Regions from separate parts of the Homo sapiens genome. Here region 1 is linked to region 2. The links are chromatin contacts, found by Hi-C or POLR2A ChIA-PET in ENCODE. All regions are on one chromosome and are shown on one strand. Each heading gives the region's core, a stretch centred on a gene start or an enhancer-like site at or near the end of the contact. The rest is flanking DNA. Distances are from core to core; before and after follow the strand shown.

Region 1 (5,564 bases), core at 1,602-4,101, 260 kb before region 2:
TGACAGTTCACTTTTCAAATATCAAAGCTCCAGCTTCTACCCAGTTTGGCTTTCAGACTTCTAGCCACCAGGCAAGTATTTTCCAGGCAGGAAAAAGGGAAAAGTATCTTTTGGGTACTTCTCTGATAATTCCAACAGAGAGATCTGATCTGCGATTCCTCAGGAAAACAGGCCCTCTCTCTGGAGGTGACCACACATTACTGAGTCATGAAATAAATTTAGTATATTGTGTCCATACAATAGGAAAAAAGTATCAGATTATATCACAATAATAAAGGGAAGTATTGAAGTATTGTGAAAAAAGTATGGTGAACCTTTTCTAAGATGCACGCACACACATTCACATACCCAGGGTTATCATGTAAAATACATTTCTTACTGTTGACTTGATCAAAACGTTTTGAAAGCCACTGCTCTGTGGTGAGATAAAAATTGATAAGCCACATTCATATGTTATGAGCTTCCATCAGCTTCTCTTCCTCAGTCTAAAAGATGACATTGGAGGATTGCATGGAATATAAAAAACAAAAACAGAAAAAAAACCCACAAAAAAATGGAGAAAAAGCAACTTGGAGAAAACAGAGACTCCAGAGGGGGGAAAAAAAAAAAGGCAGGGCTCAATGGCTCACGCCTGTAATCCCAGCATTTTGGGAGGCTGAAGGGGGTGGATACCTGATGTCAGGAGTTGGAGACCAGCCTGGCCAACATGGTGAAACCCAGTCTCTACTAAAAATACAAAAATTAGCCAGGCGTGGTGGTAGGCATCTGTAATCCCAGCTATTCAGGAGGCTGAGGCAGGAGAATTGCTTGAACCCAGGAGGCAGAGGTTGCAGTGAGCTGAGATGGCACCATTGCACTCCAGCCTGGGCAACAAGAGCAAAACTCAATCTCAAAAAAATATTCAAAAAAGAAAAGAGACTGCAGCTGGGCGTCGTGGCGTATGCCTGTAATTTCAGCACTTCTTAGGATACTGAGGCAGGAGGATTGCTTGAGCCCAGGAGCTCGAGACCAGCCTGGACCACATGGCGAGACCCCATCTGTATTTAAAAAAAAAAAAAGGGCCAGGCACAGTGGTTCACACCTATAATCCCAGCACTTTGGGAGGCCGAGGTGGGCAGATCACAAGGTCAATAGATCGAGACCATCTGGCAAACATGGTGAAACCCCATCTCTACTAAAAATACAAAAATTAGCTGGGTTTGGTGGCTCACGCCTGTAGTCCCAGCTACTTGGGAGGCTGAGGCAGGAAAATCACTTGAACCCGGGAGGCGGAGGTTGCAGTGATCTGCCACTGCACTCCAGATTGGCAACAGAGCAAGAACCTGTCTCAAAAAAAAAAAAAAAAAAAAAAAAAAGACTGCCTCCGTATGCTCAGAGATAAGATTATATTAAACAAGAATATTAAAGAAGGACTATTCAGAAAACAACAAAAGAAAAGCTTTTCAAAATAAAAAATAAAATTGTGGAAATGAAAACTGCAATAGAAGAGTTGGAAGACAGATGTAGGGAAATCTTGATCACTTCTGTATCCATTTCTAGCACCATACTCTTTGCAAATGAAACCATAATGAAAGATTTGTTAAATGACTAAATAGACTAATAACTGTAACACAGAGAGGGTAAGACATCTGCCCAAGGTCACACAGATAATTTTCAGAGCTAGGAATGGAAACCAGGTCACCTGGCTAAGAAATCTCTCTAACATCCTAGAATAATGCAATCAATGTATCAAAATGCTTAAATGTATTTTACATGATTAAGCACATGTTTTGTTTGCATTTTGATATGTGGTAGTGAGAAAAGAGTGGGCTGAACTGAGTGTGGCATTCATGGTTTTATCCTGAATCATCATCACTTCAGTCATGTCGATAGCGTCAGGGGCTCTGTGCCTGTCTTAGTCAGTGGCCTATAAACAACAGAAACTTCTTTCTCGGAATCTGGGAGGCTGGAAGTCCAAGGTCAGGTGCCAGCATGGTTGGGTTCTGGTGAGTACCCTCTTCAGTATTATATCCTCTCATGGAAGAAACAGGGCAAGAGAGCCCTCTGGGGTTCCTTTTTTTTTTTTTTTTTTTTTTTTTTTTTGGAGATGGAGTCTCGCTCTGTTGCCCAGGCTGGAATGCAGTGGTATGATCTTGGCTCACTGCAACCTCCGCCTCCTGGGTTCAAGCAATTCTCCTGCCTCAGCCTCCCAAGTAGCTGGGATTACAGGCGCATGCCACCACACCCCGCTAATTTTTTGTATTTTAGTAGGGACGAGATTTCACTGTGTTGCCCAGGCTGGTCTCAAACTCCCGAGCTCAGGCAATCCGCTCGCCTTAGCCTCCCTAAGTGCTGGGATTACAGGCCTGGCACCAATCCCATTCATGAGGTAGCCACCCTTATGACCTAATTAGTTCCCAAAGGCCCCACCTCCTAACACCATCACATTGGAGGTTAGGATTTCAACATATGAGTTTTGGGGGTGCCACAAACATTGAGTCTGTTAGTACCTATGATTTTTGTGGCGTTATTGGATATTCAAAGGATATTATCAATGACTCTGCTGAAGAGAGAGATACTGTGTAGTGAGAAAAGACCAATCTACAGAAGCCAACTATTTTAACGCTTGATTACGTATTCTGTATTAAAATAAAATGTTAGGATATAAACGTTGGACCATGAGTTTAACAGAATTTTTGAGAAAAAAAAAAAAAACAACAAACTCTTTGTGAGCCTGAATACTCAGAAAAGCCCAGAAAGTCATTCGGGTGGTGTTGCCTACGCTGGTAAACTCCTAAAGAAGAGGCAGATGGACATTTGGCTGTTCCTGCAGTTTTCAGTTAGAACATTCTGGTCCTTTCCAGCTGGGTCTAACATCAGGCCTATTCTGTTTTTCCACACAAGATGTTTACACATAGTTAAATATAATCTCTGCAGACTGTTATTAACTTTAGACATATAAAACTCCTTCTACATAACCTCCAACCTGTCACAAGCAAGGGTGTGATTCTTGGAGCTCTAGAAGTTTATTATAATAAAAAATTAGAGCTCATGCCTGTAATCCCAGCACTTTGGGAGACTGAGGTGGGGAGATCACTTAAGGCTGGGAGCCTGAGAGCAGCTTGGGCAACATAAGGAGACCCCATCTCTACAAAATTTAAAAATTAGCTGGGCATGGTGACGTATGCCTGTAGTCCCAGCTACTCGGGATGCTGAGTGGAGAGGATCACTTGAGCCCAGGAATTTGAGGTTGCAGTGAGCTGAGACTGCACCACTGCACTCCAGCCTGGGCAACAGAGCAAGACTCTGTCTCCAAAACAAACAAACAAAATGGATAAAAAGTTAAAGAGGGCCGGGCGCGGTGGCTCACGCCTGTAATCCCAGCACTTTGGGAGGCCGAGGCGGGCGGATCACGAGGTCAGGAGATAGAGACCATCCCGGCTAAAACGGTGAAACCCCGTCTCTACTAAAAATACAAAAAATTAGCCGGGCGTAGTGGCGGGCGCCTGTAGTCCCAGCTACTTGGGAGGCTGAGGCAGGAGAATGGGGTGAACCCGGGAGGCGGAGCTTGCAGTGAGCTGAGATCCCGCCACTGCACTCCAGCCTGGGCGACAGAGCAAGACTCCGTCTCAAAAAAAAAAAAAAAAAAAAAAAAAGTTAAAGAGAATTCTTCCACATCGTATATTGCCCATTACAAAAGATTTCTGCTGATCTCTATCTTCTTCAGGGGAGCATGGCTATTTTCTTTCAATTTATTGCTATGACATGTCAGGAGGTCTTTCTAGCTCAGATTTTTTTCCCTCTCTATTACCAAATAAAGCAATTTGTCTTATTTTGGATCAGAATAATAATGGTAATTAGGTCATAAGGCATATTGCTGTGAAAGTAAAAATTCGATGGAGTATCTTTGAAGCATGTTACCAGGATACTTTGGAGTTGGGTTTGTGGAAAACATGAGCTTAAATTAAGGTAAAGTTTTGATCCTCAGCAGTACTGCTTGAACCTGATAACAAAACTGTCACTGAATGCCAGTGCACACAGAGGTCCTTGTTTTGAGTGACTGCACACAGGAGGAAGGGGAGGAACAATGATCTGAAAACTTTGTGGGGTTCAATCAGCTCAGCAAGTTTCTAGCTAATGGACAGGGAATCATTTTGATGTGTCCCCTGCAGAGATGGCTTCTGTTAGTCTTCTTCAAGTACTTCCCTATACGTGGGGACATCTACTGGGGGTGGCTGGAATAAAGAAGAAGAAACCCAAGATTAAAAAATAATAAGGGACTCTGCATTCAAACACATCTGAGAGGACTGAAACTCGATTGGGTATGGAATCAACTAGTTACTACTCTAGTTTATGGGAAACCCCCAAACCAAGTTTCTCTATGAGACAGAATAATGTTCTGCCACTCAACTTCCAGTAACGACGGTCATGCAGAAATCACCTTAGAGATCGTCTATGTATGGCCTGTTCTCTTGCCTATGACATTGGCATGCATACGTAGTGATTTTCTAACAATGGGTATCATGAAACAGAATCACTCATGTAGGCAGTTTGCCATTCTGATGGACTGATGGAGTTGCAAATGTTAAGTGGAGTATATTTCACTTTTATAATAATAATAATAGCCACTTACTGTATGATGAGCTTTCACTGGTCTAAGAAATTTACCTCATGAGATAGGATAGGTACTATTATTATCTTATACTGTTGAGGAAACCGAAACATAGTAGTGTTAAAGTGGTGAGTTGGAGCAGGCTGATTTGAGAGACCTTGGGCTCTAGCCCAAAGAGTTTTAGATATGGACTTAGAAGACAATTGTAAACAAAAAAAAAAAAAAAAAAAAGAAGAAAAGCAGGTGTCTTGAAGAGTCTCAAAATGAACACTGCCCAAGGAGTATTTTATTGACTTAATTATTTAGAGAGGGAAAAGGTCTTTAAGAATATGGGTGGTTTATAAATTAGAAGTGTAAGCAGGACAGAAGCTAAATTATTCAGGAATTAGCAGTAATATTTATGATTTGGTAGTCGTTTAATCAGCTGCTAAATGACTATAAGCAGCTGAACTAAATACAGGTTTTAGTTATTTAAAATTGAAAGGGTATTGTCTTAAGAGATACACACATTTTTTTTTTTTTTTTTTGAAACAGAGTTTTGTCTTGTTGCCCAGGCTGGAGTGCAATGGCGTGATCTTGGCTCACTGCAACCTCCACCTCCCAGGTTCAAGCGATTCTCCTGCCTCAGCCCACTGAACTGCCTTGGTCTCCTAAAGTGCTGGGATTACAGGTATAGCCACCACGCTTGGCCAATACAGACATCTTAATCATTTCAACAGCAAATGAGTGCAGGCTGTTCCTTTTCTCGGGCAAGGCTGTGTGAAAGGAAAGTCTGCCTTCCTGTGTTTTTTCTTTTTTTCTTTTTTGTTGGGATAAAGTCTCACTATGTTGCCCAGGCTGGTCTCAAACTCCTGGGCTCAAGGAATCCTCCCACCTCAACCTCCCAAAGTGTTGGGATTACAGGCATGAGCCACCATACCCGGCCCTTTTTTTGAGATGTTAACACTTAACGTCTCAGGTGGGGGAATGGGCA
Region 2 (4,829 bases), core at 832-3,331:
TACTTGTTTGTTGAAAAATATCAACTTATAAGGTGTGATCTCTATAGGCTGGGCACTCAATCTCAAGGAATTTTAAAGCTGAGAAGTAACCTAAACAACTGACCAAGAAATAACCTTCTCTGTGTTTTACTGACATCAATGAAGCTGATCATTTTGAATCTGTACTTACGCCATTATTAGCTTTTATGAATATATGTTTGGGAATGAGACATGTGGAAAAAAACAGAAATTCTTATTAGAATGGTGATGTTTAACACAGGTACTTGGTTTAACCATTTTTTAGAAAGAGAAACCCCAAACTTCTTCATACCAGGTCCCTGAAAAGGGAAAGAATTCATTTTGCAATACGCATAAATCCTTCATCCTGAATCAATATGGTTATCGAAATTGACCATATCATAATGAAATCCTGTTTGGATTAACATTTTTGAAAAAGACTAAATTGTTGCATTTGCTACCCATTGCAAAGGTAGCAAAGAGTAATTCTTAAATTGTCTGTGTGGAGATGGAGAACATATTTCAGAGAAGCTAGTGTGTATGGTCCCACTGGTGAGAAAGCAAGTGAGGCCTTTGGTGTGCTGGGACAATGGGTCTGAGTTCAGGAGCTGAAGGTTATTTAGAAGACACCTGGGGCTAAAGGCAGGTATACAATCGCATCTATGTGTTTGCCTCTGTCCTTTATGTGATCTTGAAAGAACAAATGCAGGGCTGTAGACCTGCCTTTCTAGTCACTGCCTTGTTATCAGCTAACTTTATTACCCTATGTAAGTCATGAAATTTCTCTATGCCTCCACGAATGTAAACAGAGGAATAAGAACATCTGCTTCCACCAACTTCACACAGTTCTGGGCAGGCAAAGAGCTTAAAACAAATATGTTGAAGTTCTCTAAAAATATAAAGTAAAACAGATGCTACTGTCACGAGGTTTCAACCTCATTCTTGTAGATCTCGGATTTAAAAAGTCTACAGTCTTCTTCAGCTGGGCTGTGTAAATAGCTTCTCTACAGGACGGCAAATGTAGCACAGGGCTTAATAATGGTTAAATAACATAAACTAATTTATACTGAAGGCCAAGTCCACCTACTCATTCACCTAAACAGAAGGGAGAGGGATAAGAAAAGCAAAAATATATATATATAAAAAAAAGTCCTGGGTGTTCTGAAAGGCTCTCCCATGTTGCCTCTGTAAAATAACAGGATCAGGCCCCAAAAGATTTTCTGGCTTCCCACATTTGTGTGCAGATTGCCTCTCTCTTCTTGTTGCATTGGGCACTGCCAGGCTAAGGTGAAGAGAGAGAGTGTGCTTCTTCTAACGGGAAAGCACATCTTGTCATAGTTTCCATAATCAGCTCATTCCAAATATGTGAAGGCATTTGTCCCTTGCCATAAGGCTGTGCAGACTACCAGGGAAGTGGCTATACTCTGAACCAGAAATTCACAGGCACCATTTTACCAAGCCTTTCTTAAAATAGCCAGCTTTGCCATATTAACAGATAGCAGCTTTTGAATCCAAGGGATTTGGTATTCTATTGAACCCTCAAGTTGTTGGCAAATAATTCCAGGCATCTGGCAAACTGATATCTATAAAATGTCAAGCAGCCTTTACTTCTTTGTTTAGCCCAGGAAATCAAACTCCATGTTTGATTTTGGGTCAAGAAAATTGTCTAGCTGGGGTCACTTGTGCTCTCAGCCTTCCTGTGTGCTAGAGCTCCCTGCATTTAGAAAGGAAAGAAGTCTCACAGCCATAGGCCACATTTAGCATTTTATTTTTAGCACTGTGGTGATACCAAAAACATGGAAGTAAACAGGAGGTTGTCAGGCATATCTAAATAGCAGGAGAAGATTAAATTCATGTCAGGGAGAACTCTAACTGGCCCCTGTAGTAAAAAAATTGTTTCCCATGAAGTGCTGTTTAATAGAATATTTATAAGATAGATGCTTCTTTTTCTGATGTTTGTAGTGATGATTTTCATGTACCAGGTTAGCTCGCATGCATTTTACCGATTTAATTCTGTCTGGGCTGGATGTGCTGCTGTACATGCATGCTGCACTGCCCTCTACTGGTGAGAATGTGTCATGCTGGACATTGACTTCAAGATCTTTTCAACTGAACTTTCGAAGTATAAGGGAACTTGGTTTACGGAAGGAATTTTAAACTAAAGGAGGCAAAACCGTCTGAGTAGAAAGCAAAGAGCAAAGAGAGGTCACAACTTCGACTCCAGCATCAGTGCTGTAAAGAAGTTAATTTATCTATTGATGTTAAATGCTACAAAATATAGGAGAGATCCATTACAAGAGTTTGGTTATTCCTAAGACCCTGTGTTTGGCCCTCTAGCAGTTCCTAGATCCTGCTTTTCTTTTTAAGGTGTAGTCTAAGAAAACAAAATGAAAACACAGCTCAACATTTTTTTTTCTCTTTCCAAGCTAAATATACTTACTGGGCTGCTATCTTAATAAATTTTTTTAATAGCTGAACACGCTTGCTGAGCTGAGAACAAAGGCAGATCTCAGTGACGACCCAAAACTGAATTTCATTAAATCTCCTCAGGAACAAATCCAAGTTTGCTGTGGTCTTTTTAAAATTATGCCTTCCAAATGTGTGATAGATTAGCTCCAGCTAGAAAATAAAGGAAAACAATTTTGCTTATTTTTTTTTAAATCAAAACACCAGCAGGTTTCTCTATTTGTCAAGACAGTGTTTTACTGGTCAGCAAATGTGAAGTCAATCAGACTTGAAGGGCTTCCATGAGGTTTGTTAAATATATAAATATAAACTAGGTTTTACTGGCTTAATATACACAGGAAGACACGGCATACTGTAAAGATTTTTCTTTAATACTCAAAGGCTTTATAGCATGCTTTATTTATAAGCTCAGTATGCAAAAAAATGGTCATGTGGTTTCCATATTGTAGCACATATTAGCACTTACAAACTAAGCAATGCCAGCAGCCTTTATCCTTGCTATCTCAGCTACTAACACATCTGATCCTGCATCTTACCTCATGCACGCAGTTGAAGAGTTCCCAATCATAAATTGTCATCTGGTATGCTAAATCTTTGGAGCTCATCAGTTCAAAAGTTCCCACTGTTCCAACAGTTGGGCCTTCCTGTTCTGGTAAGGGAGTCTATGAATAATAATGCAAAAACATATCAGAAACTCAACACAGACAAGTATTTAGCACTAAAAGCTTTCAGGAGTTTCTGAGGGGAAAGGATTCTGGAGATGGACGCTTTCAGGAATATCTGGAAACTCTGAGGAGAGATGCCTCTGCTCGCAACGCTAGTTGCTTTAGTGTCGTCTGTAAGTCACCAATCATCATTACCATCAATTCCACTGACTGAAAAATGTGAACCGCGGCAAATAAGATTCAGTGAAGAGTGACCTGCAGAGGTTCTCTTCTCTCACACTCAGGCCTGGGAGGTCCCTGGAAACTCTTCTTTTCCCTGGTAAAAATGGAAGAAGTCCTGGGAGACCTTTTTTCTCCTATTTCTCACTGAAGCTGCTGTAAAGCAGGTAACGGCATGGCAGTTTGGGACGTTCATCCACAGTGCTACTTCCTGCTGCCGGTGGCCATGGTAACACTGCTGCCTCTCCATCTCTTGGGACACACTGCCTGGGGTCATGAGGGAATGGAAAGCTCTGTGAACTGAGGTTACACATGATGTCTGATCCCTCTACTCTTGGGCAGATGTTGAGCTGAGGATGTTATTCGCATGGTTATGGTGTTTTGGGCTAGACATTAGAAAGCCAACGTCTGCTACTTTCTGGAAGACCCCTCACTAAAAGTTTCCATCTGACTTGCTTATCTCAGTTTTATTTTATGAGAAATGATCTAAAGTGTTTTTACTTAGTGAGATGAATGATATGCATATATAGGAAGCACACGTATAATGCAATAGATTTATATATAAATAGGCAACACACACATTACAAAGTTCCAAAAGTCACAAAAGTGGCTGGCACAGTGGCTCACGCCTGTAATCCCAGCACTCTGGGAGGCCAAGGCGGGTGGATCACCTGAGGTCAGTAGTTCAAGACAAGCCTGGCCAACATGGCGAAACCCTGTCTCTACTGAAAATACAAAAATTAGCTGGGCGTAGTGGCATGTACCTGTAGTGCCAGCTACTCGGGAGGCTGAGGCAGGAGAATCGCTTAAACCCAGGAGGCAGAGGTTGCAGTGAGCCGAGATCGTGCCACTGCACCCCAGCCTGGGCGACAGAATGAGACTCCATCTCCAAAAAAATAAAATAAAATAAAAAATAAAAACAAAATGATGCTAACTATATTTAGATACTATCCATGTCAGAAGTCCTAATATTATACAAGTTCCATCATCATTTTCATCATCATCACTGTATTCTACAAACTCCCACTGCATTCTGGGCACTAGAGAAATTACATGTTCTGCAGGTAGACGGTGCTTGCATTTGGAAGTTTACAGTCTAAGAGAGGACCAAGCAAGGTTACAGTTGAAGGGAATCAACCCTGTCTGGCCCATACAGCACTCCACAGAGGCAGCATCTGCTGCTGGTCCTTATTTGCAGGTATAAAGGGACAGAAGCAACAACACATGTGACACCCAGGTACAGAGATAAACAGGAGGGGAACATGAATGAATTTTTGGGAAGTTATTGGGTATTTGGAATGAATGTGTGGTCTGAACAGGATCTTGAAGAAGCTGGGCTTTAAAAGATGAAGCAGACAAGCTTGGGCAGGTGAGAATAGCAAGGTTTTCCCTGAGCATCCAGGATGGTCCCTTGGGGTGGAAGGATGGCAACAAGAGCATGAAGATGGGGAAGCTGTCATGAAACTTGCTTGGCAGGAGCAG

What was found. Hi-C counts contacts between places; a loop is a spot of excess contacts on that map. ChIA-PET counts read pairs that join two places held with the same protein, here RNA polymerase II (POLR2A). Pooled maps may share reads with other maps.
Region 1: a map of prostate gland shows a loop between it and region 2 (4-fold over the local background). The contact joins two enhancer-like sites. A Hi-C loop is called at or near these places in 1 of 168 maps with a recorded cell type or tissue (prostate gland) and 4 of 50 pooled maps. POLR2A ChIA-PET finds 5 or more read pairs at or near these places in 2 of 52 experiments (Panc1 and activated T-cell).

The regions. Positions count from the first base shown.
Region 1 is chr2:173,285,083-173,290,646 of GRCh38, reverse strand. No RefSeq gene overlaps it. Among named protein-coding and RNA genes, the nearest start is that of MAP3K20-AS1, 5.8 kb to the right of the region's middle. RefSeq lists an enhancer at 4,345-4,504. Within about 2 kb of position 2,851, at least 2 of the 41 ENCODE cell types and tissues checked have a DNase peak (open chromatin) inside an H3K27ac peak, as active enhancers do; they include prostate gland, where a contact is called at or near this core.
Region 2 is chr2:173,024,868-173,029,696 of GRCh38, reverse strand. It overlaps RAPGEF4 (Rap guanine nucleotide exchange factor 4), which reads right to left. Exons shown (of 31, transcript NM_007023.4): 24 at 3,000-3,125; 25 at 2,438-2,616. Among named protein-coding and RNA genes, the nearest start is that of MAP3K20, 49 kb to the left of the region's middle. Within about 2 kb of position 2,081, at least 16 of the 41 ENCODE cell types and tissues checked have a DNase peak (open chromatin) inside an H3K27ac peak, as active enhancers do; they include prostate gland, where a contact is called at or near this core.